2 separate regions of the Mus musculus genome follow, and region 2 is linked to region 1. Evidence: chromatin loops called from intact Hi-C (ENCODE). Cell type or tissue: left cerebral cortex. All regions are shown on one strand. Links, peaks and the distances in the headings refer to the core of each region. The heading gives the core; the rest is flanking DNA.

Region 1 (2,908 bases), core at 290-2,789:
CAACCTTGTCTAATGAAGTCTATTGGAAACACTGGATTGTGTTTCCAATAAAAAAGTATACCTTCCTTTTTCACAATTGAAGATCATAGGGCACTTCATCAAGCGTAGAAAAGCCATAGAATTCACATGATACTATACTATTATATGGTATAGTGTAGCTCCAAAGATTTCAAATGATTTTCCAGTTGTCATCTCATTGGTATAGCCATCATCTCTGAAATGTTCTTAAATCATCATTCCTGCTGAACGGATGAGGTATGGGTATATGATTGTGATGGAATTGGGTCACAATTATTTGTAATACTCTTTCAATAAAATCATTGTATTTCCATATACACAGTTCTTAAAACATTCTGTGGTTTACTGTCTCCTCTTCCTAGGAAGTTACCACAAAACCGGTTGTGATCTCTACCCCTACACCTACCATTGTACGTCCTGGCTCCCTGCCTCTCCACTTAGGTTATGATCCACTTCATCCAACTCTTCCTTCCCCAACCTCTGTCATCACACAGGCTCCACCATCCAACAGGCAAATAGGGTAAGTACAGAGAGTAGAAGAAACAGTAAAATCATAATTTTCCTTTTTTTTAAGATTTATTTTTATTATCTTTTAAAGTTATGTATAGGTGTGGCTTCCTGTGAGTGTGTGCACATAAGTACAGGTGCCTTCAGAGGCCAGAGGCACTGTCAGATGCCTAGGAGCTGGGCTTGTGAGCTGCCCAAAGTGGGTGCCATAAACTGAACTGACCTTCTACAGTATAAGGAGAGCTGTCTGTTCAGCCATTCTGAATCTTTCTACAGTTTGAAATTGTTTGATAAAAATGGAAACTTTTGATGTTCTCAGATTTGTTGTTTTGAGACATGATCTTTCTAAGACTCCAAGGCTTGTGTCTTAGTCAGGGTTTCTATTCCTGCACAAACATCATGACCAAGAAGCAAGTTGGGGAGGAAAGGGTTTATTCAGCTTACACTTCCATACTGCTGTTCATCACCAAGGAAGTCAGGACTGGAACTCAAGCAGGTCAGAAAGCAGGAGTTGATACAGAAGCCATGGAGGGATGTTACTTACTGGCTTGCTTCCCCTGGCTTGCTCAGCCTGCTCTCTTATAGAACCCAAGACTGCCATCCCAGAGATGGTGCCACCCACAAGGGGCCTTTCCCCTTGATCACTAATTGAGAAAATGCCCCACAGCTGGATCTCATGGAGGTACTTCCCCAACTGAAGCTCCTTTCTCTGTGATAACACCAGCTGTGTCAAGTTGACACATAAAAACCAGCCAGTACAATTGACCCCTTGTCAACTTGACACACAAACACATCACTAGTAAGCCTCAACCCTTAGTTCTTATTCATCCCCAAGATCTAAACAACTTTAAAAGTCCCACAATCCTTTTAAAATATCCAATATCGGGCTGGTGAGATGGCTCAGGAGGTAAGAGCACCCGACTGCTCTTCCAAAGGTCTGAAGTTCAAATCCCAGCAACCACATGGTGGCTCACAACCACCTGTAACAGAGATCTGATGCCCTCTTCTGGTGCGGCTGAAGACAGCTACAGTGTACTTACATATAATAAATAAATAAATCTTAAAAAAAAAATATCCAATATCTTTTAAAATCCAAAGACTTTTTACAATTAAAAGTCTCTTAACTGTGGGATCCACTAAAATATTTTCTTCCTTCAAGAGGGAAAAATGACAGGGCAGTCACAATCAAAAGCAAAAATTAAACTCCAACTGTCCAGTGTCTGGGATCCAACTCATGATCTTCTGGGCTCCTCCAAGGGCTTGGGTCACTTCTCCAGCCATGCCCTTTGTAGCACACACCTTGTCTTTTAGGCTCCAGCTGCCTGTACTCCACTGCTGCTGCTGCTGTTGTTCTTGGTGGTCATCTCATGGTACTGGCATCTCCAAAACGCTGCTGTCTTCCACTGTAACTAGGCTTCACCAAAAGCCTCTCATAGGCTCTCTTCATGGTGCCAAGCCTCAACTCCTTTGCATGACCCCTTCAGTCCTGGGCCATCTATTGCAACTGAGGCTGCACCTTCACCAATGGCCTTCCATGGCCTCTCACAGTGCCGAACCTCAGCTGCTCTGCGTGACACCTTTATGCCTTCAAAACCAGTACCACCTGGGTAACTCTTACACATTACCAAGTCCAGCCACAGCACAAGGTACAACCTTGGCTATCTCTGGAACACAGCCTCTGTGCTCTCAGAAAACACTTCCCAGAAGATGTCACCTCAGTGATGATGGTCTCTTCTTAATCACCGCTAATTTCTTAGCTCCAGCTAACCAGCATCAATAGTCCCAGTAATGCAAAGTTTTTGCTTTAGTAGTTCTGGTATCTTGTTAATCACAGCTGATTCTTCAGCCCCAGCTAACCAGAACCACAGAATCTTCACAATCAAACTAGCAACGGCCCTGAAAAAAAGTCTTTAATCTTCCCTCTGAAATTTCACAAGCCAGGCCTTCATCTTCTGCACTGTTCTCAACATTATCTTCCAAGCTCCTACACAACTTTGACAGAACTCTTAACACCGAATGGATCTTCTGGCCCAAAGTTCTAAAGTCCTTCCACAGTCCTCCCCAAAACATGGTCAGGCTGTCACAGGAATACCCCACTATGCTGGTACCAATTTGTCTTAGTCAGGGTTTCTATTCCTGCACAAACATCATGACCAAGAAGCAAGTTGGGGAGGAAAGGGTTTATTCAGCTTACACTTCCATACTGCTGTTCATCACTGAAGGAAGTCAGGACTGGAATTCAAGCAGGTCAGAAAGCAGGAGCTGATACAGAGGCCATGGAGAGATGTTACTTACTGGCTTGCTTCCCCTGGCTTGCTCAGCCTGCTCGCTCTCTCTCTCTTTTTTTTGAGGCAGAGTTTCTCTGTATAGCCCTGGCTGTCCT
Region 2 (2,908 bases), core at 264-2,763, 110 kb before region 1:
CAACTGGGAAAGAAATCTGGACAATTTCTGAGGTTTCTCAGTGGAGACTTTTTAAAATTACCATCCCTGTGGCTATCTTGAAAACAGGTACATTTCCCTGCTCCTGGGTCTGTTTTACCACACTCGTCATTTTCTGAGGGGTTGTGAGCACGCTCAGTTTAGCTGGCACAGCTCTGGCCCTGTGATAGATATTTTTAACCATGGTGGATTATGGCCTTCCAGGAACTGCAAAGCTGCTTTTACAGAAAGACTCTCTCTGCACATCTTGCTGAGGTGGGGGTGGGGAAGTTGGCTGGAGTGAGGTGTTTGTATAATGTGAAGGAATGGTTTCTGAGTTAAGCAGACTTGTGCCGCCGCCCCCCCCACCCCCTTCCCTATGGCTTCTCTATCCACATCTCCCAACACCTGAAGCAGTAACTTCAAGTTTCCAAAACATAGCAGCAGAGTAATAAACATCTAGCCTGGCTCCCTTAGCAACAGGGCAACAGTCAATAGGGATTTGAGGCAGGGAAAAACTTTACAGCAGGGAAAGTTTACTCAGTACAAAAGACTCAAGGGCCAGAGATGTTCTCTAGTGGTGGAATGCTTATACAGCACAAACAGGCCCCGGGTTCAATCCCTAGAACCACAAAAACCTAAAACCATAAAAGACTCCTGCTGCTTTCGGGAAACAGTTTGACCCTGTGGAATATGGATTGAGAGATCCAGAATCTGGGGCTCCAGTTACTCACCGAGCTTTGTGTTCTCTTCCTGGGCTGCGTGTTCCTTCCCTTGGGAAATGAGGTTGCATCTGCCTCCCTGAGACGCCACAGAATAAGTGAAATTAGCACAGCTTTAATCTGATTTTCTTTCTTTTTTTTTTTTTTTTTGCTTTGCTTTAATTTTGGCTCTGGGGGTTGAACCCAAGGTATCACCAGGCTAGAACATATGTTCTACCATTGAGCTGCAGACCCAGCACAAAATTAGGTTTTAAAATGACTTGTTGGAAAGCTAGACTATAAATTCTCTCTCTCTCTTTCTCTCTGCTGCTTCTTAGTTACCAGTTTACCAAGAGTAACTTAACACTAGGATTCTCTGCCAGCACTAAAATTAGACTCTACCACTCTCTTTCCCCTTCTTGCTTTTGTTTAGGGGATATGGGAGAGACGCTTGCCCTGCTAGATCTAGCTAATAATACACTGAAGGTGAAAGGAAAAGTTCTAGAAAGCACTTTACCTACTAACCTGCTATCATCTTTTCAGAATAATCCAGTCTGCCCTGGGACTTGATCATTTGACTCTCTTGTAGAAATGTATCTCGGATGTAGGAAATGGAGGAGAATGAAGAGAATCAGAAGCTGGGACAGAAGCTGGGCTTCTGAGCTCTGCTCCCATTCCCAGCCTGATAGGCTGTCAAACTCCCCTGTCCTGTCCCTAGAGTTTACTTCTGAGTGCATAGGGTGGGAAGGTCAAGAAGTGGGCACCTTTCCTGCCCAGAGACTCTGGAATAAGGAACAGCAAGGAGGAACTCAATCTTTTCCAGCTGCAACCTAGAGAGGAAAGGAACAGATTCCTCACTGGGGAAGATTGTGTAAACACCGCCTTTGGCTGCAGCTATAGCACTGGGGAAGAAGAGAAAGAGATCTTTGTTTTCCCCTACCCCGGCCTGAGCACAATCGGAGAACTGGGAGTGTTTGCTTTGGCAAGGAACTCCCTGCCTGGAAAGACTGGTGAGGCCTCTGTCGGGTTTCCCTATGATGCTGGAAGGAAGACAACCCCCAACTTAAAGCCTCTACCTAAGGAAGTAGCTGGGGAGCCTGAGGCTTCTGGCACATTCTCTAGCTTTGTCACTGCCTTCTTTCTGATTCTCCTCTCAATACAGTTTGTTCATTAAGTTGACTTTCACCTTCCTGTCTTTGAGGGTCCTATTAGTTCTTGTTCAATTGCAAAAGAAACTGCATTTTTACTGGGCATGGTGGGGTGGCTGCAATTCCAGCTTTTGGGAGGTAGAAAGCAAGACGAGCAGAGGTTCCAGGCCAGGTCTGGTTACACAGAGAGTTTGAAGCCAGACTACACTACAGTAGACTGCCTCAAACATGAACACCTCACTACTGCCCTGGCCTCCCCCAAAACTACATTTTGGTAGAGCAAAATGATGTCAGGGCTGCTCTGTAAGGAGTCTCCTAATAAAGGGATTCGAAGACAGCTGGTCATACTGTCAAATGCCTCTGATCCTAGGAGAGACAGGAGGAACAGGAGTTCAAAACCAGCCATGGAGGCATTGTGAGTGTGCAGCCAGCCTGGGATACATGAGACCAGGACTCCAATGAACTGAAACAAATAAGGGGGCTCCTGGGCCATCTTGTCTACCCTGTTCTGGGGAACAGCAACACATGATGCTCATAGTTACAGCAGTAGACCTGTGCCTTCAGCTGGCATTGTTCTGTGTGCTTCTGTGTCCACACATTCCCCACTATCATATTTGCAGGCACAGAGGGTTACTTGCGACTTAAGCATAAGAGTTGTGAAGCTTATGCAGTTCAGTCTGTAATGAGTGGTAGCCTGGTTCTATTCACCATACTGGGTACTGGGCCATCTCCTAAAAATCAGGAAGTTCCTCAGAGTTTCTTCTGACTTCCAGTGTCTCCCTTCGGTCCACATTACTGCTTCTAATTATCTTTGGAATCATGGACTTGATCAATTTCCCTCCTGCTAAAAAAAAAAAAAAAACAAACAAACAAAAAAAAACATTGAATGAGTTCCAGTAACTAAATAGACTACAAAGTCCAGATCCCTTTTAGTGGTAAAAAAAGATCATGGCATCTCAAGTGATTTCTTTCTTGCCTCTTTTCTGTCTCCCTCCTATCTATCATTCCCTTACCCAATCACCACAAACACCAAGTACCTTGCAATCCCTTCACATTGTGCCC

The links. A loop is a pair of places that touch in the nucleus more often than their neighbours do. Peaks named below come from ENCODE experiments on the same cell type or tissue, not always from the same donor. Only the 100,000 strongest peaks of a DNase experiment are listed, where the experiment ranks them.
Region 2: it touches region 1 in a loop (2.1-fold over the local background); 16 of 42 quality-filtered maps call a loop at or near these places.

The regions. Positions count from the first base shown.
Region 1 is chr15:102,549,034-102,551,941 of GRCm38, reverse strand. It overlaps Atf7 (activating transcription factor 7), which reads left to right. Exons shown (of 12, transcript NM_001310067.1): 6 at 381-538. Among named protein-coding and RNA genes, the nearest start is that of Npff, 26 kb to the right of the region's middle. In left cerebral cortex, for the core only: a CTCF peak has its summit at 1,530 (motif pointing left); no DNase peak of the experiment used is centred there.
Region 2 is chr15:102,655,602-102,658,509 of GRCm38, reverse strand. It overlaps Gm4544 (predicted gene 4544), which reads right to left and starts at 1,038. Exons shown (of 2, transcript NR_166829.1): 1 at 732-1,038. In left cerebral cortex, for the core only: no CTCF peak of the experiment used is centred there; DNase peaks (open chromatin) are centred at 781, 1,001 and 1,660; H3K27ac peaks cover 1,869 bases.